Regions from separate parts of the Mus musculus genome. Here regions 2, 3 and 4 are each linked to region 1. Evidence: chromatin loops called from intact Hi-C (ENCODE). Cell type or tissue: heart. All regions are shown on one strand. Links, peaks and the distances in the headings refer to the core of each region. The heading gives the core; the rest is flanking DNA.

Evidence for each region. A loop is a pair of places that touch in the nucleus more often than their neighbours do. Peaks named below come from ENCODE experiments on the same cell type or tissue, not always from the same donor. Only the 100,000 strongest peaks of a DNase experiment are listed, where the experiment ranks them.
Region 2: it touches region 1 in a loop (1.8-fold over the local background); 3 of 42 quality-filtered maps call a loop at or near these places.
Region 3: it touches region 1 in a loop (4-fold over the local background); 2 of 42 quality-filtered maps call a loop at or near these places.
Region 4: a loop joins it to region 1, with 3 times the contacts of the local background. A loop is called at or near these places in 6 of 42 quality-filtered maps.

The regions. Positions count from the first base shown.
Region 1 is chr7:140,853,157-140,860,844 of GRCm38, forward strand. It overlaps Bet1l (Bet1 golgi vesicular membrane trafficking protein like), which reads right to left and starts at 3,227. Exons shown (of 4, transcript NM_018742.5): 1 at 3,065-3,227; 2 at 1,918-2,009; 3 at 1,609-1,665; 4 at 228-1,467. The coding sequence starts at 3,083. The coding sequence ends at 1,300. It overlaps Ric8a (RIC8 guanine nucleotide exchange factor A), which reads left to right and starts at 4,241. Exons shown (of 10, transcript NM_053194.4): 1 at 4,241-4,398; 2 at 4,689-4,736; 3 at 4,826-5,416; 4 at 5,707-5,798; 5 at 6,283-6,433. The coding sequence starts at 4,315. In heart, for the core only: no CTCF peak of the experiment used is centred there; DNase peaks (open chromatin) are centred at 3,255, 4,205, 5,175 and 5,870; H3K4me3 peaks cover 3,850 bases; H3K27ac peaks cover 3,976 bases.
Region 2 is chr7:140,948,027-140,955,714 of GRCm38, forward strand. It overlaps Ifitm5 (interferon induced transmembrane protein 5), which reads right to left and starts at 2,217. Exons shown (of 2, transcript NM_053088.3): 1 at 1,992-2,217; 2 at 932-1,422. The coding sequence starts at 2,183. The coding sequence ends at 1,210. Ifitm2 (interferon induced transmembrane protein 2) reads right to left here. Exons shown (of 2, transcript NM_030694.1): 1 at 7,644-7,688; 2 at 6,813-7,147. The coding sequence ends at 6,959. In heart, for the core only: no CTCF peak of the experiment used is centred there; DNase peaks (open chromatin) are centred at 2,305, 3,245, 4,615 and 5,255; H3K4me3 peaks cover 257 bases; H3K27ac peaks cover 197 bases.
Region 3 is chr7:140,937,511-140,945,198 of GRCm38, forward strand. It overlaps Pgghg (protein glucosylgalactosylhydroxylysine glucosidase), which reads left to right and starts at 3,881. Exons shown (of 14, transcript NM_145387.5): 1 at 3,881-4,133; 2 at 4,775-5,055; 3 at 5,476-5,686; 4 at 5,767-6,202; 5 at 7,135-7,254; 6 at 7,441-7,572. The coding sequence starts at 4,800. In heart, for the core only: a CTCF peak has its summit at 4,060; DNase peaks (open chromatin) are centred at 2,341, 4,371, 5,061, 6,031 and 1 weaker place; H3K4me3 peaks cover 1,931 bases; H3K27ac peaks cover 2,881 bases.
Region 4 is chr7:141,190,809-141,198,496 of GRCm38, forward strand. It overlaps Hras (Harvey rat sarcoma virus oncogene), which reads right to left and starts at 3,196. Exons shown (of 5, transcript NM_001130443.1): 1 at 3,032-3,196; 2 at 2,022-2,173; 3 at 1,634-1,812; 4 at 1,323-1,482; 5 at 1-659. The coding sequence starts at 2,132. The coding sequence ends at 540. Lrrc56 (leucine rich repeat containing 56) reads left to right here and starts at 3,322. Exons shown (of 13, transcript NM_001172064.1): 1 at 3,322-3,809; 2 at 5,100-5,170; 3 at 6,174-6,361; 4 at 7,466-7,553. The coding sequence starts at 6,185. In heart, for the core only: no CTCF peak of the experiment used is centred there; DNase peaks (open chromatin) are centred at 2,223, 2,673, 3,293, 4,193 and 1 weaker place; H3K4me3 peaks cover 3,263 bases; H3K27ac peaks cover 2,906 bases.

The DNA.
Region 1 (7,688 bases), core at 985-5,984:
AGGTCAACGTGTTCTGAGAAAAGCTGCTTGCTAAAGGAAGAAGGGGATGGGTACCTAGTGCTACAGCAAGTCATGGCTACCGGCATTAAAAGGCCAGAGTATGGCAAGATCTGGCTTCACTTAGAACTCAGAGGGAGTGGTTATGGGCCAAAGAGCCTCATGGTATGGCCGGCCTCATAGGCACAGTGAGCCAGTGTAGGAAGAGGGAGAGACAAGAACACAGACATAGAGACGGGCACGGAACTTCATAGCTCGTCTTAAAGATATTTTATGTGAAGACACAAAGTGCTAGGTCCTCATAAGCTGCTGGCCCTGTCAGCCCCACAGGTCGATTTATGTGCAAATGGGGCTGGCCAAGGCAGCAGGGAGGGCCGGCAGAGCAGGCAAGTCTGTTGAGTTATGCAACGAGGAGGTGGCTCAATCTCCCTCACACCGAGGGAGACTGGCTGTACAGGGTAGGGCAAGGTTCAGTACAAGGTCAAAAGCTCCCACTACACAAATGCTTTCCTAGGTGGCCTCCGGCCCCATAAGGATCCCCAGCAGAGAGAGCACCCCAGCACGGCCTGGCTCTGAAAAGCCACCTGGTACAGCTCTCTGTCTGTCTGTCTGGGGATGGAGACATCTTTGACACTGATAAGATTCTCAATCCCAAGGACACACACATCTGTGCCTGTGCTCCTGGACACCTGGCCTTGTGGCCCAGAAGGATCTTAGTCCAGTGCCTCTGGACTGCAGTCCACTCCTCTATCCACGGCTTTGCCTCTTGCCAGTGACTGGTGGGTACAGCCTGCCCAGGTCCACTCCTCATCAGCAGCCTCAGCCAATGACCATCATCTGGAGAGGGCTCACGGCCATATTCCCTTCTGGTGTCAGTTTCAGACTCTTCAAGGACACAGACACGGGTTTAAACCAGGCATAAACAGGTTAGGGCAATCCAGAAGGCCCTTAAGATCCTGGCTTCTGAGGAGTGTGGCCGATGGCCACAGTGGGCCCATTTGGGACTCACAGATGCTTTGCATAGACCTGGCTTGATCTCACACAACATGGCTCTGGCTCTGCCAGTGTCTTTAGCACCAGGGAGTGGCATTGGCTTTTGCCTTTTTCTTCTTCCTTCATACACAGGACAAGCCAAGATGAGCTCATTATGACAGAGGCAGCTGCAGTCGTCCTGACTTAGGAAGATGAATGACCCATGATGATAATTTCAAAGGGATTTTTTTTTTTTTTTTTGTAGTCAGGTCCTTAGGAAACCAGGATGCCAGGTGTACAAGAGCCTGGCTGCCCTTGGCTCCCACTGGCTCACGTCCTTGTCCTCGACAAGAGGTAGGAGAGGATGAAGAAGGCCACGATTAAGACCACAGCCATACCACACAGAAGCTTCCGGTTGTCTCGCCCAGACCGTGCCATCGTGGAGAAGCGCTTCACACTCCCCGTGAGTAGGCCAGTCACACTTGTGAAATCTGAGTCCTGTGGGAGAGACCCAACAGGGTCACATAGAGTTGGGACCCTTGACTACCCAACCACACTAGCAGCGAAGACCCAGCAGAGCAGACGGCAGGTGGGCGGAGCTGACTATGATTTGTACGTACCCGTACCGCGGGCACTTACCATGCCGTCTAAGTAACGGTTCTGGTCCTCTGTGTCCCTGTCGATGTCCAAAGCCAGCTGGTTGGGATACAGAAGGCACCGTCAAGCAAAGCCACAGAGAGTAGTGCCCACCTTCCCTTCAGACCAGCTACATTTTACCCACGACTCTGAAAAGTACCTATTACCAGAGAAAGCTAAAAAAAAGGCCAAGTTATTACCTGAAGCACTTCTCCAGTCAGCAATGCCCACAGACAGCACACGGCCTCCTTCCTCCCCTCTCAGCCCCACCCACCAAAGTATCTCACGGAAGGGAAGAGGGCCACCACTGACCGATTTAAGCCTGGTCACCTTGGAGGCCAGGCTGTCAGCCATCCGCTTGTTCTCTCTGTCCAGAATGTCCTCCACAGCACCAGAGCTCTGAGCTGTGAGAGAAAGAGGCGGAAGGATAGCATTCCCTCAGACATGTGGTCCCTGATTCCTCACTCCAGTGGAGACATCTAAGCGCATTCCCCCATATACTTCTGCTAACTTAGCACGTCCCACCCTATGCTCCAACAGGCTGACCACCTACACATCAGACATGTAGCATGGGTCGTGTGAGAACCTGTGTGCATGCCCAGGCAAGGACGGGCTGGGGAGCCTGAAGATCCAATCAATCTACATACACGACCCTGCTGTATACTGTTCCTGAACCGAAGTGAATATTGCCTTAGCTGAAATTGTCATCTGAGGGTGTGGGGCCGGTCTCAAAGGGAAACAGTACTTTCTGATAGGGACCATAGGGAAAACAGAACAGCCGGTGGCACAGCAGGTGACAGGAAGGCTGTGTGGGGAGGACTTGGAAATCAGATCCAAGGTAAGTGTAAGAAAGTCCTTCTACTGTAGAAACTACCTCGCCCTATGTCTGCAACCCACACAGAATCTCTGGAATGCCCAGAGCACTGTGCTCGTGGAAACCTAACTCCGATGGACAGGGACAGGTAGTTGAGAATCACCCCCCTAAGTGTGACTAGCACCGATCTGAAGCATAAAAACCACCCACCCAGCCTCGATGTGACCCACCTAAGGGGAAGGCCAGCAGCACCAGCAAACAAGTGCGACCAGACTCTGAAAGACAGACGGCTGTGTCCTACCGACCACTGCATAGTCATCGTTGTGGGCGAAGCATCAGTATCACAACTGTCACACTGAACACAGGCACGGGGGCGGGGAATGTGTGTGAACCGAGGCACTCAGGCCCCTCATTAGTAAAACCCTGCTTGGACCCTCTGCTTCCAGCTCTTGGCATCAACCACACACAAAACTGATGGCATGCCGGCTTGGGTTCCAAGGCAGCGCCAGGCGAAATCCGGCCCTGTTTTTCCAGGGATACGTAAGCGCCACCCCACGCAGGTCCTTCCACCGAGAAACGAGCGATGTCTCCAGCTCCAGACTTAGACTTCCCCTCCTACCTCTACTGCCTTTCAAGTGCTCTCACCTCGAGTCCAATCTGCCATCGCGCCCTCCAGGGTCCCACTCAGGGAATTCGCAGCACAGCAACGGACGTGGCACCAGTACCCGGGTCTTCCGGTTCCGCCTCCGGGCTAATAACTTCCGGGAGAAGGTTCTGAAGCGGAAGAAACAGACCTGGAGTGCTTCTCGGGAATGTAAATAAGGGAAGGGCGGGCCACCAGCATTCGGACCCACGGATTGGTCAGCAATATTAGTCCTGCGCTGTGGGTGTTACTCGGAGCAGGTGTTCAGACCCAAATTTGGAGCAGAGGCTAGGAACCAGCTCAGTAAATCAGTCGGATGCCTCTGGCGCTGCTAAATCCAACTGGATGGGGAGGACAGGCAGACCCGAAAGAGACTGGTGAAGGAGACGGCCGGGGCCTGCCACTGAGTAGGGGCAGAGCCGGTTAGCACGGCGGGTGACATCATCCACTGGAGCACTGTTTGTATGTGTCACTGTGGGGCACCGACTCAGCTAAGTGGCGTGCGGACCTGGCTCCCCGCTACACAGCGCTCCTACGCTTCTAACCTCAGACACGCCTCGGCTGGCCGCCCCTCCGTTGCTCCTCTCGCGGGAGTGGCTTTTCCACGGGTGTTCTTCACTTCCTTCTCTGCAATTTTCTTGAGAATAACCGTATTACTTTGGTGGCTATTCTTTTTAGATAGGTCTGCTAGTTTCTGCCTCTCGAGTGCTGGGATTTAAGAAGGCGTGCGTCACTATGCCCGGCTAACCACGTGCATTATTTTGACCATCCAAGTCGTTGTACTTCTCTTTCCCTATTCCCTATGGAAGATGAGCTCCAAGGCCTGGATCGCGAGAATCGTCTTCCCCAACTGATTAAGCGGCCAGGAGCCGGCGCTCCCTTTTTTATCACAGTACGGGGACAAGAGCGTAAAGAGGACGGTCCACGCGCGGGCCAAGCCACACCCCACTCCCCACCCTCCCATCCCACCCCACCCCCCGCCTGCCAGGAACTCGGGCTAGAGAGGAGGGCTCAAAAGGAGGACACTGCCTGGCTGGTTAGCTAGCATCGCCGCTCCAAGACTAGCCGCTCAGCGACCACAGCCGGGTTGCTCCACCTTAAGTCGGAGGCGCCTGTACACACCCTTGGGTTCGGCTGCTCTCCCAGCATCCCTCACGCGTGGACGCCGGGCTTCCGGACCTGGGCGGAGCCCCGGGGTTTGGCCGATTGCGTCTTCCCAGCCCAAGCCTTCCAGCACCCGGTGCCAGGGGCCATGGAGCCCCGGGCAGTTGCGGATGCCTTGGAGACCGGAGAGGAAGATGCGGTGACAGAAGCTCTGCGGTCGTTCAACCGGGAGGTGAGAGGCATCCGGCTGCCGAGGAAATTTCAGGAAGAGAGGAAGCAGGGGTGTGCGCGCAACTCGGCTGGGGTGTGCGTGCGAGTGGTGGCAGGGAGCACGGCGGTGGGTGGTGGGCTGGTCCCTCGGGTGGCTCTGTGGTGGCGTGTGGTGGGGCAGGTGTATGGGAGGCTAGGGTGGGCCTTGCCTTAAGGTTCAGAGCGATGGATGCTGCTTCAGAGGTCTGCTCTGACTCGAGGAGCACGGGTCCTACCTGCATGTGGATCTGAGCCTCCTGGGTCTCCCTGCAGCATTCTCAGAGCTTCACCTTCGATGATGCCCAGCAGGAGGACAGGAAGGTAGGTGTCAGCCCCAAGGGCTCCTAGGGCAGGCACGGGCTGACCCCAAGAAGAGGGCCTAGTGGAACCACTTTTGTTCGACCCCACAGAGACTCGCAAAGCTACTGGTCTCCGTCCTGGAGCAGGGCTTGTCACCAAAGCACCGTGTCACCTGGCTGCAGACTATCCGAATCCTATCCCGAGACCGCAGCTGCCTGGACTCATTTGCCAGCCGCCAGAGCTTACATGCACTAGCCTGCTATGCTGACATTACCGTCTCAGAGGAACCCATCCCACAGTCCCCAGACATGGATGTCCTCCTCGAGTCTCTCAAATGCCTGTGTAATCTTGTGCTCAGCAGTCCAACAGCACAGATGCTAGCAGCAGAGGCTCGCCTGGTGGTGAGGCTAGCGGAGCGTGTGGGACTGTACCGCAAGAGGAGCTATCCCCACGAAGTCCAGTTCTTTGACTTGAGGCTCCTTTTCCTGCTAACAGCCCTTCGCACGGATGTGCGCCAGCAACTGTTTCAGGAGCTGCACGGTGTACGCCTGCTGACTGATGCGCTGGAACTAACACTGGGCGTGGCCCCCAAAGAAAACCCTCCGGTGATGCTTCCAGCCCAAGAGACGGAGAGGGCCATGGAGATCCTCAAAGTGCTCTTTAATATCACCTTTGACTCTGTCAAGAGGGAAGTTGATGAGGTAGGTTGGAAGTCTTGGCTGAGACTCAGTTCGGGTGGGACAGTTTGCTTCCCTTTGTACCTCAGCTTGCAGGGTATCAGATATGGCGAGGACTAGAGGATGGTGTAGGCGGGAACTCAGGGAAGGTGCCTGAGCCGCACTGTGCATGGGGTTGCAGGTGGGTATTCTCCACAGTGCTTCAGGTGGCCAAAAGCACCACATGTGCTGTGCACAGCGTCTAGGGATCAACTCCATGTGGCCACAAGAACAGGGGTTCGATCTCACAGGAGCCCCTTTCTGTCTTTGGTTAGGAAGATGCTGCCCTTTACCGGTACCTGGGGACTCTTCTGCGGCACTGCGTGATGGTTGAAGCTGCTGGGGACCGCACAGAGGAGTTCCACGGGTGAGGGGTAGGGCTCACAATGTTGGGGACGGCAAGAGTTCCTAGGTATGGGTACAGAAGTCCTTAACCCTAGTTGTGAATCAGAAGCACTTGGGGGCCCAGGCCCCACCTTTGACTTCATCAGGGGAATGGGGCACCAGTGTTGTTTCCAGAGAGCCTAGGTAACTCAGGTATGGCTAAGAGAAGAGCTATGAACTTAGAGACAGGGCCTTAGGCGGAGGCAGTATGGTCTCTTGCTGGTGCCTCTGCTCATCTCAGGTTCGAGAGATTGTTTGGCATCTCAGCTCAGACATAATGGCCCAGATAGCGTCTGCAGAATCTCCCCACCAAATTTGAGTTGGGGTACCACCTGCCCTTGCCTATAGTCTATTGCTTTCAGTGCAACCCTTCGAGCCCATCCATGTGTACCCCAGGAGAAGGGCCAGGGAGTGTATCTGTGCTAAATATAATTACTGTGTCGAGGCCTCTGTGTGTCTGTCCCCAGCCACACGGTGAATCTCCTGGGGAACTTGCCCCTCAAGTGTTTGGATGTGCTTCTGGCCCTGGAGCTCCACGAAGGATCCTTAGAGTTCATGGGAGTTAACATGGATGTGATCAGTGCCCTCCTCGCCTTCCTAGAGAAACGTCTGCACCAGGTAGGACTGGGGGCCTGCTACGTGGACACCCAGGGGCTCGGGCACCTGTTGTGACTGCTGTTTCTGAACCATTGGTACTGGCGAGTAGAACTCAGCTTGACGATATATCGTGGACAGTTGCTCTGACTGCTCTGTGGTGCAGCTAGACGGTGGCCGCTCAGTCAGGCCCTCGCAGAAGCCTGCAGATACACTGTGTGTGTGAGCCCTCCTGCTGCTGATTACCAGAGGAGAGCAAGCTTCTCGGGTCCCAAGGTGAAAGGTAGCCCTTAGGTCTCTGTGGCTCTGCTAAGTGGTTCTCAGAAGCCTTTAGTTCCCGCTTCCAACCGTCAGGCTCCTCGTGTTTCTATACATGGGCAGCCAGAGGCGACATTGTCCCTCTGCATTTTTTTGGTTTTGTTTTGTTTTGTTTTGTTTTCAAGACAGGGTTTCTCTGTGTAACTCTGGCTGTCCTGGAACTCACTCTGTAGACCAGGCTGGCCTCAGACTCACAGAGATCTGTCTGCCTCTGTCCCCTGAGTGCTGGGATTAAAGATGTGTACCGATACCACCGTCACCCCACCCCCACCCCCCAGCTGTCCCTCTGCATCTTAAAGAGGCATAACCACAAGTAATCTGACCCCTGTGGGTTTCCATGGGGCATCCAGAGAGCTGGCGATCCAGCCTTTCCGTGTGAAACCCCCACAGCTGAAAGCCACAGACTGAGATTCATTAGATCTGAGGAGCCATGTTGCTAGGCAGAGGGTGCTCAACGCCTATGAGCTTGGTGAGAAATGGCTGCCTGGCCCCTGAGTGCTGTCCGTGAGGAACTTTGAATGGGAAATCTGTTATTTGCTTTTGCTGTTTCCTGAGGGTAGTGTGTACCTCAGGTGTGCAGACAGCGTCAGATGCCTTTTGTTTCGTTCGTAGCCCTGGGTCGTAGGTGTAACTGTTGGTTTTAAAGAAGCGAGTTGTTTGACCCAGGTGACAAAGTTTTCCAGAAGTGGGTCTGGTTTTCTTCACTTTCTCTTCTTAAAGGTCTCATAGACCCGGTACAGGCAAGGATGAACTTGAACTTCAGATCTGCCTGCCTCCCAAGTGCTGGAGTTGCAGGCTTGTACCACCATGACTGGCTTTAATGTGTCTATACCTTTTTAAGCTAATTGACACCCAGCACCATCTTTGGCTCTTAGCTAACTTCCGGCAGCATGGCCTCTTTATAGGAGGTTGTTAGGAACCATCTGGTGAAGTGTACAGTGTAGCTCCATCTTACCTGGGG
Region 2 (7,688 bases), core at 1,115-6,114, 95 kb after region 1:
GCTGTTTCCGCCTCACTGACTCGACCACACACTGTTCTTAGCGCTGGGGCACAAAGCAGGCAATCCCTCATCATAGAGGGTGGCTGGCAAAATATCCCATGTTTGGGGACATCTACTCAGGAACACACAAGTCCCTGTAGCCAGCAGGAGTTGACCTTCTCGTGAACTAGACCAGGGGCTCATGGTCAGCACACTGTCTCCATCTTTATCTAAGCACACTGTCCTTGTCTCTGCTCCATAACAGGACTAGTAACCCGCACTAGCTTCCTCCCCAGCCCCAAACACACGCAGGTCAGCAAAAGGTCTTATCTCTTAGGCTTGGCTCGGAACACTGTCAGTAGCTCGGAGCTCCTCAAGGTCGGCTGTTGGCTACAGGCATGGAACAGGATGCAGAACTGCCTAGAGTCTCTAAGTCGGGTAGCTAAGCAGAGACCTTCGTGGAAGCCAGGGGCATGTGACACACAGAGAGGAGAAGTGACTTGAGAACATTCACTTAGTGCCACTGCCTGTCTGCCTCTGACCATGTGTGAGTGGAAGAAAATGAGGGGAGCAGGCTGTAAATGTCTGTGTGTCTCTGTGGATCATGTTGCTGTCCGCTGTGAGTCCAGTATCCAGTCCCGCATAGGAAATGGCCCCTGTCTGCCTTCCGCACAGTCCAAGAAGACCACTGTGGCGGATGAGGAGTCAGGGCACACCCTCACATGTTCTCGGACACAGCCCATCAAACCACAGGGCAGTGGGAATCAAAGGCCTGCGTTCCCGAACTTCATCCTAAAATACTCAGGCTCCTCCACCCCAGAAGCCACAGGCCGCTAAGCAAAAGCAGTAGTCGGACAGCCAAGCTAACAGAATAAGATAACTGGGGTTGGCCAGATGAGTTGGTGCTGGGGCTCCCTACACAACTACCACCAGGAAAGGAAGAGCCCACACATTTCTGGAATCTGCCACTTTTAATCGTGAACAGAGGCTCGGCCTGGTAAGTGGGGAAAGGGACAAAGCCAAGCACTGAGGACCCTCTAGGTTATAAGTTAAGTCTGAGGGATCTGAGTGGGGCAGCATCAAATACACATCGTGGACAAGAGGGCCGCCTCTGAGGTCACGGCTGGGCAGGGATCGAGGTGCTATAGTAGGCTGTAACTCCCAGGAGCTGGTGTTGGGCACAGCTGACCTGACATGGTTGTCCTCGGTTCAGGGACAGGCTCGGAACTCTTAGTTATAGTCCTCCTCATCAAACTTGGTGCTGAAGAAAGCCGCAGAGTCTTTGGCTAACTTGGACAGGTGCAAGGCGCCAGTCACCACCAGTCCCAGGAGCAGCAATGGGGGCACCAATGTCCACATTGCAGCCAGGATGTTGTAGCACTTGGCTTTGGAGCCATACTGCCTTGCAGCCTCCAAGTTCCCAGCCATCTTCTGGTCTCGGGCCTGCAGGGCAGCACCAGAAACAAGATGTTAACATGTTCATGGTGTCTAGGGGACCCCCCCTCCCCCGGAGCAACTGTAGAGCACAGGCTAAACTCTAAATCTTGACGGAGGACTCTGGCTCAAGGAGACATATCCCTCGGCTGGACCTAGTTCCTTCACAGGCACAGTTTGGCCTCTGGCAGGGTCCTAACCATAGTCTCAGCATAAATAAAGGCTGCAGGTAGAGATTCAGTGGCCATTCTGGGTCAGCAGCACCCTCTGAGAGCCTCCTAGGGGAGAGGAGTCCTATGAGAAACCAAGAACTCAGTGCTATTCGGGAACTACAGTGGGAATTCCTCTATGGGCAACCTTTAAGGACTTTGCCCTTTGAGGGAGACTATATAGCCAGACCTTCCTTTCCTGTGAACAGTGCATACACCCCTTAACGGTCCCCAAACTTGGTGAGGTACTGTGGCTATGCCAACAGACACCCTCATATACTTTTGAACACTGCCCCCTCCTTCCCGGACTCCACATCACCTCCCCCCACACCACACTCATTCTCCCATCCCAGAAGCCTTGAAGCCAACCTTGACAGAGTGGACCAGCGCCAGGAATCCAAGGCAGCACAGATTCAGGTACATCGTGCTGAAGACAGACCAGAGCATGTGATCTCGTGGTGTAGGGCCAGGTGTTCCCATGGAGAGGGCTGTGTGGGCTGCAGCATCAGCCTTGCGGGATGATGGAGCCCGGGGGTCCTCACGGGGATATGAAGTGTCCATGGGTTCCAGCGCCGTGTCTTCCTAGCTGAGACTTGTCCTCTCTGAGCACCAAGCCTGCTTATAGCCCCTTGCTACCCTCCCTGGCTGACCAGCTCCACCCGCTATATATATCACAAATTACAGCCTCAGCCTGCCAAATAGAGTGGCCCGCCCTTGCACCCCAGCGTCCCCCGCCCCTCTCAAAAGACCCCATCAAAGGCCCCTGCGCCACATGGGCAGTGGCTGTAGACCACCCACCAGAGTCCCGCTGCTCTCTCTACTTCACAAAAGGCTGTCCCAAGAACACTGGCTGCAAACAGTTCCATGGCAGACACTAGGGCTGAGAAAACATGGGGCTGCATCAGTTTCAGGCAACAACCAGAGCTCTCAGGTGTGGCTGTCCAGCAGCCATGGGTGAACTGGGTGACCTGAGAGGGGGGCTGGAGATGAAAAGGAATGGGGTGAGAGAGAAGGATGAAGCCAAGACAAAGTTTCTGATCAAGGCTCCAAGTTTAATTTTCATCACTGTGTTTACAGAGGGAAAGCCCACAGACCCCATGCTTTGTTTCAGCTGGATTATGTTGCAGAGCTAGCTCAGTGGGCAGTCCACTCCTGTAGGAAATTGCAAATGGAGCGAGGCCACGGCTAGGCTGTAAAACCATTGTGGGTCGGTTTAGCCTACTCAAGGCTGGGGGAAGGGCACACTCAGGATCAGAGCTGCATATCCCTGCCAGAACTCAGACTCCAGGCTTTGACCATGACCCCTGCAGACATGCATAAATGGGACCTCAGATTCGTACCTGCTAGAGATAAAGGCTAAGAAGAAGACAGCAGGCAAAGAGGAATAATGAAGGAGACTGCCTCCTTCCCACTGCACACTGTAGGAGGCTCCTCCCCACTCCCTGTAACCAGCACTCTCCTGCTCCTGGGCAGGTAGATCCTCTTCAGTCTCCTTAGCTGTTAGGCCTGCCCTTCCCAGTCCTAAAAATGTGAGTGGAATCATTTCCTTGAGGGCTCAGATACTTGCATGTGCCAAGAACTCAATGCATGTCCGGCAGGAAGTCTAACTCCAGGCTCGCATGCCAAGAGCCTCCTCCGTAAAGGGGACCTCAGTGTCTTCCCAGCTCAAATCCTGAGCAAGAGCTAAATCCTTCACACCACCACTGCCCAGCCTCCCTCAGCTGCTCCTGCTCACGCCCACTCGGATCAATAAACAAGCGAGCAGTGCAGGGCCCTCGGGATGGTACGTGAACATGGAGGGAAGACCCCTGACCTGATGTAAGGAGGCTGCAGTGGGCAGGGAGGATGAAAGGGACCTAGTCAGAGCATCTGACTCCCAGATGACTTTCTCCAAGGTCCCTTGTCATTTGATCTCCTCCAGTCTGGGGACATATGGGTAATATTTGGAGCCTAGGCCTATACCTGCCACGCTAAGTGCCCATACATCAGTGCCTTGGTCTTCATCATCTGTGTAGGTGCTGTTTCTGCCCCTTCTGTTAATCTCAGAGACCTCTTTTTAAAAATATTTTTATATATATGTAGGGAGGGGCGTGTATGTACCTATGAGTGCAGATGCCCACAGAGGTAGTGTTGAATTTCTAGAGCAGCAGTTACAGGGGAGCCACCGGAAGTGGATACTAGAAATCAGCCCGGGTCCTCTTACAGAGTAGCATATGCTCATAACTGCTGAGCCATCTGCTCAGCCCTCCTTACAGAGGACAGGTCTGCCCTCTGTCCTGCCCTGGCTTCCTCGTGAGGTGAGCTAGAGAAGGCACAAGAACAAGAGCAATCTGCCATGGTGGGGCTGACACAAACTCAGACCTGGCTTCTCCCAGGACATGTGACTACTCAGACGAAAACATGACCATCCCAGACTAAGCAGATGAGCTCCGCCTAGCCTTTGCTTCATTATAATCATATCTTCATAGCCTCAGAATTATAAAATCTCTCGCTCCCATTATGCCTGAGGACAAAGGAGGGATGGGACTGTACTGGAGAAAAAAAAAAAAAAAAACCCTGACATCTCAGGGATTTCCCTCCTATTACCCCACCTTAACTCATGACTAATCAATTCATTCCCCCCCCCCAATAAAAGCTTAGCCATAGGCCAAGAACGGTGGCGCACACCTTTAATCCCAGTACCCAGAGGCAGAGCATGTGGATCTCTGTGGGTTCGTAGCCAGTGTGGTCCACATAGTTCTAGACCAGACCCCTGCCTTAAAAGAGAGGGAGAGGGAGAGAGGAAATGAGGGGGGAGGGGGAGGGAGGGAACGAGGAGGAGAGAGAGTATGAATTTTCAAAAACCCAGCAGTTGAAACTATCCAGAAGCCTCCTCCCAGCCTTTGATTACATCCCTCTATCCAAAGTGTAACTTCTTCCCAGTGCTCCTCTGGTTCCTGACGGTGCCAAGAACCTAGAACACTGAGGTCTCGGCCATGTGTCTGAGAGCTCCCAGTCTTCACTCACCAGCAGCAGATGCTCCACAGACGCAACACCCCCTGACACCTAGACCCTTACTGCATCACAGATATTACACTTACACGCCTGTCCAGTGAGACTTTGTAAAACACATCTGGTTCTAAGTGTGGCGTATCAACCTCTACTGTTACCTCCACCACCGTCCTGTTGCTATCTGACTGAGGGGAGAAGGACCCATTTTCTGGCCTCCTGCTTAGGGCAGATGGAACCACAGTGAGAGTCCGGGAGCACTGAGGTCTACTTTAAGAATACACTGTGTCTAAATTTTCTAGGCTCTAGAGCACCCCGTCTGTCTGACTTTTGGGGAATGAGAACAGGGCTGGCCCTGAGAGATGGATGGGCCTTGGCACCTTCAGAAGCAGTTGATGACACCCTGGTCCTTGTCTATCCTATGGCCCACCACTTCCTGTCCCCTGAGCATTCCACTCTTCTATGGGGCTGGTTGTATAGACGTCCAGTAGCAGGTTGGCAGGGCAGCATCCTCAGCTCTAGGTCCACTGCAGAAGCCAAATATCAAGACCCGTGACGTGGTGACAGATAGGACAGACCCCGAAGTCTCAGGGCTGAATCCCTGAACTTGAGTATCTGCTCCCTCGTGGTGGAGGAACTGCCCTGGGCCCAAGAAAGTTCCTAGGCCTCTGGGCACCCAGGGTATCAGCAGGCGAGTTCTCTTCCCAAGAGGTTCCCGCGGCTTCAGGAAGGTCTTGAGGTCAAGTTCTGTTTAATTCCTTCCTGTGGACTGTAACCCTCCGTCGAAATGCACAGCCTGTCCTAAGTCTCCCTGCTGATCCACCACCCAGTTCCCCTGGTCCCTTCCTGCCATGCGTGCATCCACGAGAATGAAAAGCATCCCTCCTCCTGGAAACTCTCACCAACTCGGAGGGAGTCAAGAATCCCAACATAATTAACATTTTCTGAAACCTGCCATTTTCGAGAGATCTCACCAGAGACTCTCTGCAAAGCCCAAGCAGTTCCTGGTTTTCCCTCATCAGTGTGGTCTCCATCCAAAGCCCTGCAGTCGCTCTATAGCCTCGGCTATGGAACGAGGAGAGAGAAGAGTTTCTTAGCACCCTGTTAAGCAATGACATTCTAAAAAGCTTCCCCAAATCCTACATAGAGTCACCCCTAAAACACTTAGCAGTGACCCCTCACAAGCCCACACTCCTACTCCTGGGTGTGCTTTATATTTTACCATGGGCACTGTTTCGAATAAGCTCCAACTTCTGCCTGCTATTTTGGGAAATTCTCTTTATGTCAAAAGCACGTTGAGATTTCTAAAAGATTAAAGGAACTCCCCAAACTGGCATGACGTAGAAATAAGCTGACCCCCTTCCCGGCAGCTGCTCTTACTTCCTCTTAAAAACCATACTTCTAATAAAAAAACAAACAAACACCACAGGCCTTCCCCTTGCTGAAGTCGCACAGGGCCTTCACCTGCACCTCTATGGTAGGGATCACTGTGCCACGCCCAGGATTTTAGATAAATTCAAATCATCATGGTGGTTAGGGAAGCAAGGACCCAAATCCTGCAGACACTGGAAGCCCAATCTGACTTTTTGGTGCCAGCCTTGGGTAAGCAGAAGTATCCTTTAGAAGGAACTCCAGGGATGCAAGGCATGTTAGCGGGGTGCCAAGGCACACACAGCCTCCCCCCTAGGAGAGGTGGAACCTAGGAGCTGTGAGGCCAGCAGAACTGTCATGTGGTCCTCCTACAAGAAACCTTCTAGAGTCCCCACCCACTCCAGGTCCCTACATAAGCCTGAGTGTGGGGAAGGAAACAGTGAGGGCAGCAAACTTCACAGCACCCAACTTTTGTGTGCGGGCCAGCTCAGGAGCTTGAAGTCATATCCAAGAGGCCACCACAAAAAGAGGACACATCTTGGCTAGGGATTTCTTTTCCCCTAAAGTAAAGGACTCCGGGTGTCTTTCACTCCTAGGCCGGAGCCTCCTTTGCCCAAAGTTCTGCACCCTTCCTGGGACCCCCGGGAGCACGGCCTCAGCGTTAGATGATCCTCGGATCCCCTCTGCCTGGATCAGGCAAAAACCCACAGGTCGGCTGCTGCCCATATCTGGAGACCAGAAGCCTGACAAGTTAACGACACTTGCTCTCCTCAGACAAAAAGGATGCAAGGTGAGCTCGGTACAGAACCAGAGAACAGTGAGTCACAGCCAGAGTTGCCACCCCGTGCACTTTATTGAATCCACTGTGGACAGATAGGTGAAGGTAACATTTGCATACGCGTAGGGTAAAGGGTCGAGGCTTGAGCCTGGGGGCGGGGCAGGGGCGGGGCAGATGTGGACCGTGGAGCACAGGGCAGCTAGAATCCAGAATGGGGTGTTCTTTGTGCAAAAGACTGAAAGACTACCACAGAGGTGGTAGAGAAAATAATGATGCAGATAATGACCATAAGGATGCTGAAGATCAGGGAGCTGATATTCAGGCACTTGGCAGTGGAGGCGTAGGCCTGGGCTCCAACCACATCGCCCACCATCTTCCTGTCCCTAGACTGAAGGAAATTAGATGTAAGGAGCCCTGGAGCTGGCCAGCTGAGAGCCAGGTGCTCTGGCTCCATTTCCCCAACTGCTCCCTGCCCACTGTCTCACTCCCTCCAGCCGGGAAACCCTCCCCTCTTTTCACACACACACAAACACAAACTATACAGTAAGCTCCAGCATTCGCTGCATACCTCACTTTCCACACAGATTAGGGCCCCAGTCTAAAGGGTGAAGGGGTGGGGAAAGTCTGGCCCCAGAATCCCCAGGCAGTTTCATCCTGTGACTATCAGAAAGTCTCCAACACCAGAGACAGACAGTGCGCGCGCGCGCGCGCGCGCACGCACGCACGCACACACACACACACACACACAAATAGGAAGGGTGCACACACACTTTCTTACAGAAAGGACCCCACACTCACACCTCGGTGCTATCTGAGTAGATGGCGCTTCAGGCTCACACACACCTTCTTACACCATTCCCTCCCACCCCCTCTAGCACACTCACCTTCACAGAGTAGGCATAGGCAACGAAGCCCAGGCAGCAGGCGTT
Region 3 (7,688 bases), core at 1,635-6,634, 85 kb after region 1:
TGTCCCCAGTGCCATAGCTTAGAGCCACGTCAGCCCAATCTTCTAAATTATTGAGAAAAGTATAGTGACTTTTTTTTCTTTCTTCTACCTCTATTTTTTGTTTGTTTTTTGAGACACAGTTTGTTTTCTGTGTAGTCCTAGCTGTCCTGGAACTTGCTCCGTAGACCAGGCTGGCCTCGAACTCACAAAGATTCACCTGCCTCTGCCTCCCCAGTGCTGGGATTAAAGGCGTGCACCACCACTGCCCAGTTTCTTCTCTTTATGTTTTCCTTAATACTCTGGGTTTCGAAATTTGGACTTTCTCTAAAGCCTCCCTCCTCCCCTGCCACATGGCTGCTTGTCAGCATGGCTTCTCCCCTTCTCTTCTCCAACCTCCTCCTTTGGATAGCTGCTGAGGTTTGCCGCTGGCCTAACCTGGGGTTTTCTTTTAAAATCTAGTAAAAGTGTCCTTGAGCTTCCATTTCTGTCTCTTCTTAGATTCTTTTATTACTGAGACCAAGAAACACAAAATCCGGGACTGGAGAGATGGCACAGATGTTAAGGGTCCATGGTACAATGGCAGAGGACCCAACTTCAGTTCCCAGAACCCATCTGATGACTCACAAGCATCTGTAACTCCAATTCCAGAGGATTCAACGCCCTCTTCCGGCCTCTGCAGGCACCAGGCATGAAAGTGGTGCACAGATGCACATGCAGGCAAAACACTCAGACACATAAAATAAAATAGAAATAAATTTTAGCCGGGCGTGGTGGCTCACGCCTTTAATCCCAGCACTTGGGAGGCAGAGGCAGGTGGATTTCTGAGTTCGAGGCCAGCCTGGTCTACAAAGTGAGTTCCAGGACAGCCAGGGCTATACAGAGAAACCCTGTCTGGAAAAACTGAAAAAAAAAAAAGCTTTTAAAAAAATATTAAAAAGAACCCCAAAAAGGGACCCTGATTTCCCCCTATATCACTCTGACCTCTAGTGAAGCACTGTGGCACATAAACAAAAATAAAATCGGGCAAAAGACATGACCCAGAGGCAAGAGCACTTGCTGCTCTTCCAGAAGATCTTGGTTTGGGTTTGATTCGCAGCATCTTCAGTGTGGCTAACAAGCACCTGTTTCTCCAGTCCCAGAGAATCCAGCGCCCTCTTCTGCCCTCCATGGGTACTGAACACACATAGGGAACAGACATCCATGCAGCCATACATTCATACCCATAAAATAAAATCTCAGAAAAAAAACAAAAACAAAAACAAAAAAAAAACAGAAATCTCTTCCTACCAGGAACCCCATAACTACCACAAGTAGCACAGACCCAGGTAAGAGCAGGTCTCACCCCTCATCAAATGTGAGGGTGCAGTAAAGAGACTCAGTGAAGCCCCAGGGCTGAAAGGGGAAACTTTATTCCACACAACCAAGGCTATCGCTTGGGAAAGCAGAGAATGGGGTGGGAGAGGCATATATCTCTAGAGTTATAAGAGGGGAGCCTGTGAGCTGAGGTGACTTTGGGACTCTGTGAGTAGGAACTGAGGGACCCTAGAAGCTAGCACAGACTGTAATATGCTAATAGGGACCACAAGCATATGTTAATGGAACAGTCAGAGGTCCCTTTTATCCAAGTAAGTCCTCCCTTTAGCAAGCAAGGACTGTAAGAATATTGGCTTTTGTCTATGTGCCAGACTTTGGGAAATGGAACTTCTTGGCACCTGACAAGAGGAGGACATTTTGGAAAGCCACAACTTGTCAAAATGCAGAGGGTAACTGCTGGATGGACAGCCCCAACGGATATATTTATAGCATAACTCCTGCACTTAAGGCTCAGGATACATCAAGGAACAGGGCCAGGGAGGGGCTTGTAAGAGCCTGATGACCAAGCTATCTTCTGTGAAATTATGCATTCATGCTGTGTTGGGGAAGCTACACCCAGGAAATCTGAACAATTACAGATGCCTAAAGACTGCACACTTTCAACAACAACTGAAGTATATATAATGCCAGGAGGTGGTATATAGTGGGCCCATGCCAAGGTATGCCCGTGTGTAATTATGCCATGCAACAGATCTGGTGTAAAAGAGGTTTCCTGGGGAAAGGAAGAGGAGTGAGGACCCGGAGCAGGGGTAAAGACAGACAAGTGGACAGGCAGACAGACCAGGGCAGAGCCATGGGGGAGGGGGCAGTGGGCGCAGAGAGGGACAGAAAGGAGAGAGGGAGCGGGAGCCGAGGGGGAGGGGGAGGAGAGGGGAGAGGGGGAGAGCGAGGGAGAGCAAGAGAGCAGTCCATCACCTAGCAGCGCTGGCCTTTGCTAGGTCCCTGGGAGGAGCCTAGTGGAAGCCAGCTAGCTAGGGAAAGCTCATGGGGCCCCTCCCCTAGATGAAGAGCTACAATCAATTAACTATTGCAGAAGGAGGGAGAATTAGTCTTCCCCGGGGATGAGCCTCTTTTAGACCTGGGGAAGGAGGAGGGGTGGTAGGGATGGAAACAAACAATTCCTGAGTGTCTGATTAAAGCAAGCTGTATTTACAACTGGCCAGCTGGCTGTCTCTCCTAAAGTCAGGATTTCAGAGAGCAGCCCCTCACTGGCTTTTGAGGTTCCTTTTATGGAGAAAGGTTAGGGCTGATAGAAAACAGATGTCGCGATAATTGGCTGTTAGAAAGGAGGCAATAAAAATAAGTGCAAGAAAACATCACGTGGAAAGGGAGTCATCAAGGTATCTAGGAAGACATTTTCATAAGGCAAAAGGATAGTCGTATCACAGGTTCGGGAGTTTAGCAAGGCAAAGGGGTAGGCACACATGATGGAGTCACAAGTTCAGCACAGGTTGGAAAGCAAGGTTTGCAGGATGCATCAGGCTTAAGAAACAGAAACGGATTCTTGTAGGAGACTTAATAACAATGTGTAACAATGTGGCTCTTTAACATCAACCTGGCACCTGTTCTGGTTTACACCTCCTATTGGTGTTCCAGTACCAAGTGGTCAGCCCCATAAACATATACTCAAATGCAACCCCATAAACATATACTCAAATGCAACACTGAACAGACTCACAGGTGGTGTTTATCTATTTATTCCTTATATGTATATGTAACAACAATGGTTTAAAAAGAGTCCCAGGGGTTGGAGAGATGGCTCAGTGGTTAAGAGCACTGGCTGTTCTTCTGAAGGTCCTGAGTTCAAATCCCAGCAACCACATGGTGGCTTACAATCATCTGCAATAAGTTCTGATGCCCTCTTCTAACATGGAAGTGGACGTGCAGATAGAGCACTCATTTACATAAAAAGCACACATTTAAAAAAAAGAAGAAGAAAAGAAAAAAGAAACTCTTCCAAAAAAAGAGGTCCTGTGCCTGGCAGTGGTGGCGCACTCCTTTAATCCCAGCACTTGGGAGGTAGAGGCAGGTGAATTTCTGAGTTTGAGGACAGCCTGGTCTACAGAGTGAGTTCCAGGACAGCCAGGGCTACACAGAGAAACCCTGTCTGGAACCCCCCCCCCCAAAAAAAGAGGTCCTGTGAATGTGGGTGGGACATACATGGGAGGAGTAGGAGGAAATGGTGTAATTATATTTTAATTAAATCAAAATAAATAAATACTGCTCAGTGTAGTGTGCACGTCTTTAACCCTAACACTGAAGAGGCAGAAGTAGGTTGGAGCTCTGTGAGTTTGAGGACAGCTGGGTTTGCATACCAAGAGTCAGGCCAACCACTCAAAAATAGGATAAAACATAAAAATGAAATAATTTCCCTAAATAGGAAAGGTCCCGTGAGCTAAGGGGAAAGTCTGAAAAGCATTCGGCTGTGGAACTTTTACACAGCACCCACTTCTTTCAGGTTTGCATGAGGTAGGCTTTTCTTACAAGCATCCTGTTCCTTAAATAGCCAGGGTCCTTTCTAGTCACTAAACGTCACTGTAGAGTGGTATCTCAGGTCTGTCCCAGCCTTGCATACATCTTAGAGCCAAAGCTCAACTAACCCCTAGTCCTATTGCGTGGTCTCTTCCCCAAAACCATGACAGTTTCCCAGGTCCCGCCTAAACTCAGACCCGCCCACCTGCCACGCGGCAGGGCCGCTTCTTCTTCCTACCGCCAGGGGCAGCTCGCACCCACAGAGCCTTCTTACACCCGGATCCCCGCACTGAGTGGAGAGGGCAGCGGTGAGTTACAAAAACAGCCCACACTCTTCTCCAGCCCGCCCTCACCCTCTTTCACTGAGTACTCTGAACTCTTTTTCGTCCCTTTATTCCCTAGTCTCTCTTCCCGACAACTCGCGATCGATCCCCCTCTCCGCACCCCACCCCTACACGGGCTTCCTCTTTCCATTTCCTGGGCAAGTCCCGCTACTCCCCAGTTGCGGCCCCACCCCACCCCATCGTCGTCATCCACCCCATCCGGTCCCTCCTCCCCAATCCCAACGCCTCTCCTTGCTGTCCCTCTCCAAATCTCCGGGTTCCTCTTCCTCCACCGTCCGGCCTCACCCTCCCTGAGGATTTAGGGCCCGCGAAGAACTCCCTGATTCCTACCTCAGCAGTTCTTACTTAAGGAAGCTGGCTCAGGAGCTCACAAGAGGGAGGTCGGCGGTGGGTGCTGAGAGAACTTGTTTACAGATTCACTTGGGCTCCTGGCAGTCTTCTTAATTTAAGAATGTTCTTGGCGCCCGCAACCCTTACTTAGGGTAGCTACGCAGCTAGCCCCCGACTCCCCTCACCGCCTGTGGGGATTGGCCAAGTTTGAGGGTTTACTGTGAGTGTGCGTGTGGAGGAAAGTCCAGCTAGTCACTGTTAACTGTCTCCTCCAGGCCGTCTGGGCTGAGGCAGCTTTCCATGGACGGCTCTGAAGATGACCCGACCATATTCAGTGCCCGTTGTCTGCCCAGTGACCCCAGGCTCTGGGCCACTGTAACGAACTCATACCTAGGTACACGTGTGTATCATGACACCATCCATATAAACGGTGTGTACAATGGAGCTGTCGGGGACACTCACCGGGCCAGTCTGCCCAGCCCCCTCAATGTCCAGCTGGAGGCCCCTGCAGGGACAGAACAGCTGACAGAGACCTTTACCCTGGACACCAACACAGGTTAGCTGTCACCAACCCGTGCCAACCTATTGCTCCTCACTTGTCCATGAAGCTGGGAAAGGGGCCACAACCACCAATGTGTGCCTCAGGCCTGTAACCTTGGCACTGGTACTGGGAAGGTTGAGGCGGGAAGACGGAGAGTTGGAGCTCAGCCTCCAGTACACATCAAGATGCATCACAAAAATATGTAAACACATAGCCTTTAATTTAAGGAAGAAGAAGAAGAAAAAAAAAAACATGAAAAAGCCGCCTCCCAAAATGAGGCCTGTGTGGTTGCTCTTGCTTTCTTTTCATCTGGGTGGGCCCACTACACAGTGGGGAGAGGCAGCCTGAGGTCTGAAGGACCCCACTCCCAGCCCAGGAAGGTAATGGTGCTCTGTGGTACTGAGAGTGTGTCTGCCTTTCCCCAACCCTCCCTAGGTTCCTTCCTCCACACCCTGGAAGGCCCCAGCTTCCGGGCTTCCCAGCGGATCTATGCTCACCGTGTGTTACCCCATGTCCTGGTCTTCAGTGTGTCCATTGCACGCTTGACCACAGGGAACAAACCCATCACAGTGCCGTTACGGGCAGACTTCTCCCCCGAAAGCCCAGACCTGGACCTGCGTGTGGGGCCTGACTTCCAGGGACTCCGGTAAGAATCACACTGGGTAAATCTAGGTAGCCCAGAGAGCAGAGCGAGCCCTTTCTTAAGACTCAGCTATGCCCTTGCAGGTACCTGCATGGCCACGTACTTAACCCTGAGCAGCCTGGAGAGCCACAGCAGGAAGTGCATATGCTATGGATGCCTGTCCCCCCAGCCTTGACCCTTGGGGAAGAGGAGAAGGACAGGACCTGGGAGTTTCTGACTGTTGTGGGTAGCAGCCAGGCTGAAGCCCAGGACTGCTTTGCTGAGGCCCTACAGCTGCAGACCAGGGGTGTTCTGTATACAATCCATGCAGACTCCTGGGGCCGGCTCTGGGCAGGCTGTGGCCTGGATGTGGCTGGGCCCCTGGCCCTGCGCCAGGCCCTTCGTGGCTCTCTCTACTACCTGTTCAGTGAGCTTCCCCAGCCTGGCACTCAAGGATTCATCAGCCATGGGCTTAGCCCCGGAGGACTCTCCAATGGGAGTAAGGAGGAATGCTACTGGGGCCATATCTTCTGGGATCAGGTACATCCTACCCTGCACTGGTTACACAGGGGGAGTTGCATGCAAAGATTCCGGGCATTGCCTTTGCACTACCTGAGATCAAGACCAAACATGGGAGCTCTAGATAGGAGGGCTTCCTGGAAGAGATGGTTGGTTTCTCAGAAGAAAGGTGTGTAGGAATGTGGTAGAAAAGAGTGGTCCAGGTTAGAGCAAACAGAAGGCGCAAAGGCTGAGGGTCTGCAACATTTGAAAGCAGAGAAGGGGCCTCATAGCTGGCTAAGAACACCAGAGCCTCAGAGTGAGCCAGGTGCAAGCCTGGAGCTTACAAAAGGACTGGAAAAACCATAGAGACTGTAGAAGAATGATACAAGGAGAGATACAGTCTGGGAAGATTTGGGACTGTCAGGAGCAGCTGGGTGCGGGGGAAGCAAGGGCTGGAGAAGGCAGTACTGTAGGTTGTAGCCTATGGAGATCAGCGGCCACTGCGTGAGGGAATAGCGAGAGGGAAGGCTCGAGGCCACTCCCACGTCTGACACCTTGTGAAGTCTGCACAGTGGCCCATTTGACAGATGAAGTCAAAGAAAGCTGAGGTCAGGCAGCCGGAGAGCAAGCTCTCCCTAGAGGCGTGATGCAAACCAGTGCTCGTGCCCGTGAGCTTCTCCTGATACTGCCCCGGCTGAGGACCAGACCTCTGGGCTGTCTAGGCTGGAAAGATAGCGCTGGAGTGGGCAAGCTGGGGAGGCCCCAGGTGGGTGTGAGTGGGCATGAAATGAGGGATCCAGGGAGAGAAAAAGGGAGAGCCAGAGGGTAGGGATGGAGGAAGCCCCCAGCTGCCTGCTTGGCTGTGTGTCGTCAGTTGGAAGCCTTGGCAGGGTTGAATGTGGGCAGTCCATAAGAGTAAGGGAGGGAGAAGGTATGGACTCCTGTTTACCCTCAAATGGTTCGTCCCTTAGGACATCTGGATGTTCCCAAATATTTTGATGTTCCACCCAGAAGCCGCCAGGGCCATCCTAGAATACCGAGTCCGTACGCTGGGAGGAGCCCTGAAGAATGGCCAGAACCTGGGCTACCAGGTAATGAATGGGGCCTGGGTACCATCCCATAAGCCACTGCCCCAAGGTCTTTCCAGTGCCATTCAGTGCCCATGAGAGCCCCATACCTCCTCTTTCCTTTCCTCCACAAAGGATTGCCCCTCTGGTAGGACTGGACCGCCCCCTCCCCAGATCAAGGCCTGACCAAGCCATCCTCTCTCCTCACAGGGAGCCAAGTTTGCTTGGGAGAGTGCAAGCACTGGCCTGGAGGTCTGCCCTGAGGACATTTATGGGACCCAGGAGATCCATATCAATGGGGCTGTGGCCTTGGCCTTTCAGCTGTATTACTATTACACTCAGGTGAGGCACTGTCAGGTGTGTGCCCACGCACCTCACGAGGCCACACTCCACCCCAGGACCCTAGGAAGCTGTGTGAAGAGGGACTTTGGAAGCCAGGCACAGTGGCCCTCTTCCGT
Region 4 (7,688 bases), core at 1,195-6,194, 340 kb after region 1:
AGGCCAGCCTCCCCAGCCTCTTCTAGCACAGGAGCAAGGCAGATGATGGACCCCAGGTGCCCAGCATCTTCTGTGAGGCCACAGGCAGTGCACCTCCTACTTCCAGCCAGAGACAAGTCAAGACCATCAAATAATTTACTGTGATGCAACGTGTGCCCTCACAGGCAGGCGCCCGGAGGGAACTGAGAGGGGTGGAGGACTTGGGTGCCAGTGGCAACAGGGACAGTTCATGACAGTCTGTTCAAATTGTCCATGCGAAGGTCTTGGTCACATCTGTCCACCATCCCTGGACTGGCCTGGCTCCAGCACCGTTTCCTTCCTTCCCGCCTCTTTCCTTCCTTCCGTCGGCACCTCCTCCCTGCATCCGGCACCTCCATGTCCTGAGCCTGTGCCGGGACGGGCACAAAGGACATGACTGACTGCAGGCGGGGGGGATTGGCAGAATTGGGGGAGCAAGGACATCAGAGTGGATATGAAGTTCATCTGGCTAGCTGAGGTCACTGCCCCAGACGTCTCGCTGGTCCCTGCCTCACCTGGTGTCAGGACAGCACACATTTGCAGCTCATGCAGCCAGGACCACTCTCATCGGGTGGGTTCAGTTTCCGCAATTTATGCTGCCGAATCTCACGGACTAGTGTATAGAAGGCATCCTCCACGCCCTGGGGACAGAGGGACTAGATCAGAGAGGACTCTGGGGAGAAAAGGGGTGCTGTCTGGGTAAGAAACTCCCTGCCTAGATCAGGTCACACCCCAACGCTGGAGGCTCCCTTCCTCAGCTGCAAAACCAACACAAATAGGGAGCTGGGCCCTGGCCATCCAAAAGGCACAGGCCACTCTCCTGAAATAGGGTTCACTCCTGAGTATCACTCAAAGTCAGAGCCACTTAACTCAGGACTCTCCCAGACCCCCAGTACGTCTCAAGTTGAACAGCCTAACAACACTGAAGGGCTTAAAACTAGCCAGTATCCACAGGACACTGGGGACAAGAAGAACTAAGGCCCCTGGGTCGCCGCTCCGGCCTGGCTCAGGGCAGCTCTCTCCAGGGACCCCATCCTGCCCTAGAGCTATGTGAACTCAGAACTGCAGGGCATAAGCCCAGACCCTGGCCCTTGCCTCCCTCACAGCCCTGCGGTCTGGGAGACTTACAGCTTGAGGGCCGCTGGGTCACATGGGTCCCGGGGGAGGGGGGATCCCAGAGGGTCCCGGAGCTGGAGCCAGAGCGGCTGCCCTGTGTTGAGGGAGAGCGGCAATGAGCTCTGCTCCCTGGCTGGGGTGGGGTGCGGTAAATCCTTGACTAGCTGTGGAGAGGGAAACAGGCTCACCTGCCGGGTCTTGGCTGATGTTTCAATGTAGGGGATGCCATAGCTGCGAGCAAGGTCCTGGGCCTGCCGAGACTCAACAGTGCGAGCAGCCAGGTCACACTTGTTGCCCACCAGCACCATTGGCACATCATCTGAATCTTTCACCCGCTTGATCTGCTCCCTGGAGGGGGATGGGGTGGATATGAGCCAGCTAGCAGGCTGCAGGCATGACTGTGTCCAGGACATTCAAAAAAAGACATAAAGCCTCAGTGTGCACACGGAACCTTCCTCACGTGTGCCACGGGCTCACGGGCTAGCCATAGGTGGCTCACCTGTACTGATGGATGTCCTCGAAGGACTTGGTGTTGTTGATGGCAAATACACAGAGGAAGCCCTCCCCTGTGCGCATGTACTGGTCCCGCATGGCACTATACTCTTCTTGACCTGCTGTGTCTAAGATGTCCAGTAGACATGTCTCCCCATCAATGACCACCTGTTTCCGGTAGGAGTCCTGCAAAACAACACGGCTTAGTGGGGGTGGGGGGTGGGGGTGGGGTCTCACCTCTCCTCAGACCAGAGAATCCACAGAACCAGCCTACACCCTTGCACCTCTCATACCCTGATGGATCATACCCCATAACACCTACAAGACCTGGGCTGTTTGGTCATTTACCCATGACCACTGCCACAGCCCACCTCTGGCAGGTAGGCAGAGCTCACCTCTATAGTGGGATCATACTCGTCCACAAAGTGGTTCTGGATCAGCTGGATGGTCAGGGCACTCTTTCCCACGCCTCCAGCGCCCACCACCACAAGCTTGTATTCTGTCATAGCTTCTACAGCGGCTGCCAATCCAGGAGCTCCTGCCCCACCTGCCAATGAGAAGCACACTTAGCCAAGGCCCTTGCCACTTGAGACGGCTAATAGATGCCTGACCCAAGGGCCCTCTCCAGCATTGAGCAGGCAGGCCTGCCAGTGGCCCAGTTGATCACCTGTGGCACCTTCAGCTTGAAAAGGGAGGACCCCACCCCCACCCCCCAACCTCCTCAAACAGCACTTAATGGCTGTGTGAGGAAGCAGGGAGAGGCCCCCAAGGCAGGGCTGACAGCTGAGAGCTTCTCCCAACCACGCACCCAAATTAGAAGTCGCTAGGTAGGCAGAAACCCTCAACTGGAGGCGCCTGAGGGCTGAGGCCACCCCCCAAAAAACAGGTCCTGCCACGGCGGCCTCGGCGTGCCCAGGCAGGCCAATGCCAGCCTACAACCGGCTCTGGCCCGCCGGCATGTGGGTGCAACCTACAACTATTTACTGAGCGCCTACTGCATGCCAGGCGCGGTCCCGGCAGCGGGGGGAGGGTGGCTGGAGAAGGACCCTGCCCTCCACTAAGACAAACCTTCCACAAGGGGCCAGGGAGCTTTCACAGAGGGGGGGAAAAACGGCTGAGGGTGTGGGAAGCAGGTGACTACAGGAACGCGAGGGATGGCTGGGAGCAGAAGGCCCTGGTTGGGGCCCAACGCGGGTGTCCTTGTGGCCCCGAGGCCCGAGCGTGATGGCCGCGGGGCGCAGAGTCTCCGGAGGCCCGGGCGGCGCCTCGCTGGGAGGACGGCCACAGGCAGAGCGAGTCCGGCCGCAGAGGCGGGCAGCCGGACGCTAGGCACGCTGCCGGGCCGAGAGGAGCAAGGAAGCACCGATCACCTGCGCCCCGCGCCCCACCCCGTGCCCGCACTCACCGCTTGCTGGCGCGACTGCCCCCGGGGCCGGGGCCGGGGCCGGGGCAGGGCGGGGGCGCGGACGGGCGCCGGCTGGGCCCGCGCATGAGCTCCGTCCGCGGCGGGTGCGGCTCGGGCTGCGGGCGCCGGGAGCGGACGGCGGGGACTTGGCCGGGCCCGCGCTCGCCCCGCCCCGCTCCGCCCCACGCCCGTCCGTCAACTCGAGGCGGCCCGTGATTGGTCGAACTCCTCCGCACCGCGACCTGTTGTGGTTGGCTGAGCAACCCATCCGTCAGAAGCCGAAGCTGGGCGGGGCTTCCTGGAGCCGCGGGGAAGGCAGTGCCGGAACTTGGGTCCTGCACTCAACAGTGATGTCTAGTGCCTAGGTGCAGAAGAGACAGACCGAGACCGTGCTTACGAGCCCGGGATTTCTCCGGAGAGAAACTGGTGCACGCTCGGGTTGCGTTGAGGACCTACTACAGAGCCTCCACCCTGCAGCCTCACCAAAGGCCCAAAGGCCCACGAGTGGAAAGGTCATCCCGACCGGGTATTGGTGTCGGGGACAGTCAGCACCGCGGACGCGGAATAACAGAGGAAGACAGAGTTCGCCGGAACCCCTAGCTGCCTGTTCTCGTAGGTCGAGGTGGAGCAAAGGCTCCATCCTGGGGCAGCGTCGGCCCATCACACCGCGCTCTTCGTGTTTTGGAGAAGACCCCCCTACCGCTCTCAAACTCGAGGTCCCAACACTGCAGAAGCTCATACTGCGTCCATTTGAAGAACGACCCCGAAAGTCAGAAAAGTTGGTATTGGGGCGAAATGAAGTGTTCCACCCACTCAAGCAAGTAGGGTACATCTGTGTCAGACGCAAATGACATGTTTTCAACACTTTTTGAAATTTCAAAGAAACGAATAAGCACGTCCTCAGAAAAACTCAGGCTTTTACTCAGGTCGTGCAGGCCTGGGGTTGCACGCTCACCCCGGTCGCCGCCCGGGGTGCAAGCTCGGCTTGTTCTATTCATCTAGCAGGCAGATAACCGAGAGCTGGCCAGAAGCCTCTCACGGACGGCTCTCTGAACCACCGTGAGTGCCTTCACTGCGTTCAGCCGTCCGGCTTGTCTCTTACTCTAGGGAGCATTTCCACCGGATCTGCCGCGTGTCCCGGCAACCGTTGCTAGGGGGCGGGGCTCATCTTACCGAAGCCCCGGATGCCCGCGGCTCACGAATATTTGGGTATTCAAATGAGCCCCGCCCCCGTTGCCATGGCGCCAGGCCTGCAACCCCATCGCGGTGGTAAAAATAATAATTAAAAAAAAAAGCCCTCACCTGAGAGAGCGACCGCCGCGGTGGAGGGGCCTAGTGCTGCGCCCCAAGTCTTGGGCACTCTGGCCCACCCCTCAGGTGAGAGCCTAGCACCTCCTCTCCATGTCCTTTGTGCTAGGGGGATCCTGGGCGACCCACGTCTGTGGGACAAGACATACAGGACAGAGTAAGCAATAAGTCATGAAGTGCAGTGGAAGGGGATCACTCTAACTAGAGAAATGTATCTGGGAACGGCAGGAAGTACAGGAGTTAGGGGTCGGCCAAACCTGCATGGAGGCCACGGAGGAGGACTAAGAAGAAAGGATATACTTAATGTTCTGAACAGAGTTCTTACCTTAGCCATTGTCTCTTGAGTATAAGATCTAGGGCCAAACACAGACCTCTGTATCTTTAAGGAGAAACAGTTTATGCACTTCCTACCAGAGGTGTAGAGGCACCTGAAAAAAAAGTATGGGAAGGAGTGCCTGCAGGAGAGGCGGGCCCACAGATGATTGACAAGAGCATTCCCAGGCTCCCCTCTGGGAGTAGAAGTAGGACTTGGATCATGTCTTTATTTGCATTGGGTGACCAAGAGGGACCCTGGCTGAATCCTCATTGTAGAAGCTTTATCCTCCATTAGAATGGTTACAGGGAGTTCAGGGCCAGGCCTCCACCTAACATCTCCCCCATTCTTGTACCTGCTTGTTTCTGGATACTGTGACCTTGGCCAGCTCAGGTACCACAGAGTACAGTGATCTAACCAGGAAGCTAATCTAATTCTCTTTTACAGGTGTTACATGTAGACACATGTGGCCCCCTTGCCCGGATGTTTGACCTACAGCAGGAGCCGGCTACCTTCAGGTACTTAGTCAGAAGACTGTGTGGATGGTTGGAGGTAATGCCTGCTATCTTGATCCTAAACTTAGACTCATGAAACCATTAATGAAGGCAGATCCACAACCATTGTCAGGGGCAGCTCAGGGAACTGTCAGTAGCCACTTGCTGCTGGTCACTACAGGCATCTTGTACAGTATCCCTAGCCTCACAGCCTTTTAAAAAAATCTTTATCTTATAAGCGTGTGTGTGTGTGTGTCTGTGTGTGTGTGTGTGTGTGTGTGTGTATGTGGAGCCACCCATCATGGATGCTAGGAATCAAACATAGGTCCTCTGTAAAAGGAGCAAGTGCTCTAAACCACTGAGCTAGCTTTCCAGCCTCAACTCACAGCCTTTGTGATGCCCCCAGACAGCAAAGCTTGGAGCTTGGAGCCGGTGCTCATTGTGTGGACAGTGTGGGAAACAAATATAGAACCAGGGGCCAAGGAGATAGCTCAGACAGCAAATTGATTGCTTTGTCTACATGAAGACCTGAGCTTGATCCCCAAAATTATCATACAAAATGCCAGGCATGGTAGTGTGAGCTTATAATCCCAGCACTGTGGAGACAAAGCTTAGCTTACTTGGTGAGTCCCAGGCCAGTGAGAAACCTTATCTCAAAAGAAGAAGATGGCACCCCAGGAATGGCACCCAAAGTTGTTCTCTGGCCTCCACATACACACACACACACACACACACACACACAAATTGTAAAATGGATACATACATCTCTTTTTAAAAATAGAGAAGCAAAGGGACGGTATCAGCCAAATTGGAAAAAAAAAAAAAACTGAACAGAAGCTAGGGCGGGGTATGTGTGCTATCCAGTTATCTAGACCACTGACATTGCCTGGGGCCCCTCAGAGCAGGTCCAATCAGGCTGGGAAATGGGAGGCTGATGGAAGATCAGAGTTAATGTCATGGCTTTGTGGGCCATTGTTGTGAACTAGAATCTTGTAAAGGAGACTTGGCCCTCTGCTTCTCTTAACAGGTTGGACTTGGATGGACCCAGCCTGGGATGGATCCCAGGGGTCTCGACCAGGCACAGCTAGTATCCGGGTACGGGAGCTGAGCTGGCAGGGCCTAAACAACCCCCACCCACAAAACAAGAGACTGGGCAGCCATGGGGATATCCATAGGGAGCGGTGGGTGGAGGAGCGCCTATCCCCTGCTCGACTGGTAAGTGATTGGGGCCTGAGGCTCTGCCATGGGTCTGCATGAAGTGACATCTTGGTACCCTTTCTGCCTATATCTAGCTTTCCCTCCACTAGTTCTCCCTGCCTTTCTACCCTTAGAGTCCCTGCCAGTAACCCCCAAGTGACAGACGCAAGCATCCCCAGGCATTATCACAAATGGCACTGTTGGGCCAGGATTCCATAACTATTGGCTGAGGCCTGTACTCAAGCTGACAAGAAGTCCTTTACTCAAGAACTAATATTGCAACAGGGAGGACAAAGAGGTGGCATAATGGGATGCTGGGAGGGCAACTGGGGTCCATGGCCCCCTACCAAGGCTAGAGTTCCTGTCTCCTCTCAACCTGCCTGAGGCAGGGTCTGACCTTGGTACACTGACTACATTGGCAGCAGGTAAAGCCTTTCCTCCAAATCTAGTGTGAGAGCCCATTGGTTCACCTCATCCCTGAGTCTAAGGCTTTATAGAGTCCACCTGGGTGCCACTGATGCTCTCAGTACTTAAGAGTTTGCAACTTATGCATAGTGGGCAACCACGAAGGAGAGAATCTTGATGGATGCTATCACCCAGGACCTCCTCAGAATAACTGGTTAGCCTGCTAGGCCAGAGCCTGCATGTGCTCCCCAAGGTATCCACTGGTGCTGTAGCGTGCGTGGCCCAGTTCTAAGAGACCATGGCAGCATTTCACACACACGAGTGTCTTGTCTAGTCCATCTACAAGAACAGACAGACCAGTAGGCCCCCATGCCTTGACTTCCAGCATGAGTGTTTTTGTATGTCCTCTGGCCCAGTATGCAGCGGCTGGATGCTGCTCAGCAGGCCTCTGGGCTCCAGCTGCATTGTTGGGTCTGTTCTGAAGATCTCATCTGGAGACTGGCACCCCAAGTACAGGCCCTTCCCTGGCAGCACTCCTTCCCTGATAGTCAAACAGTTACAGTCTCTGCTCACATCATGCCCACCAGCCAAACTCTTATGGAAAGCCCAACTTGGATGAGGTGGAGGTGGCCTCCACCTGCTCCAGTAGGCACCTTTACAGAGTCCTCAGCCAAGAGCATGGAGAGAACCTGGAGTGACACCTGATGATTTCTGCAGCAGGCCCTGGCCCAGGTAGATGACCTCCAACTGGTGAGGGTGCTGGAGATGTGTGTGGACACCCGTAAGAACAGCCTGGGGAACTTCGGTGAGAGCCGCTGGTCACACCCATGCCCCTATGACTGTCACAGCTAGACCTTTCGATGAGCCAATTGTATTTCCTGGTTGTAAATGAAAAGCTAGCAAACACCTTGGGCAGCATGTCTTTTTCCTTAAGATTGGA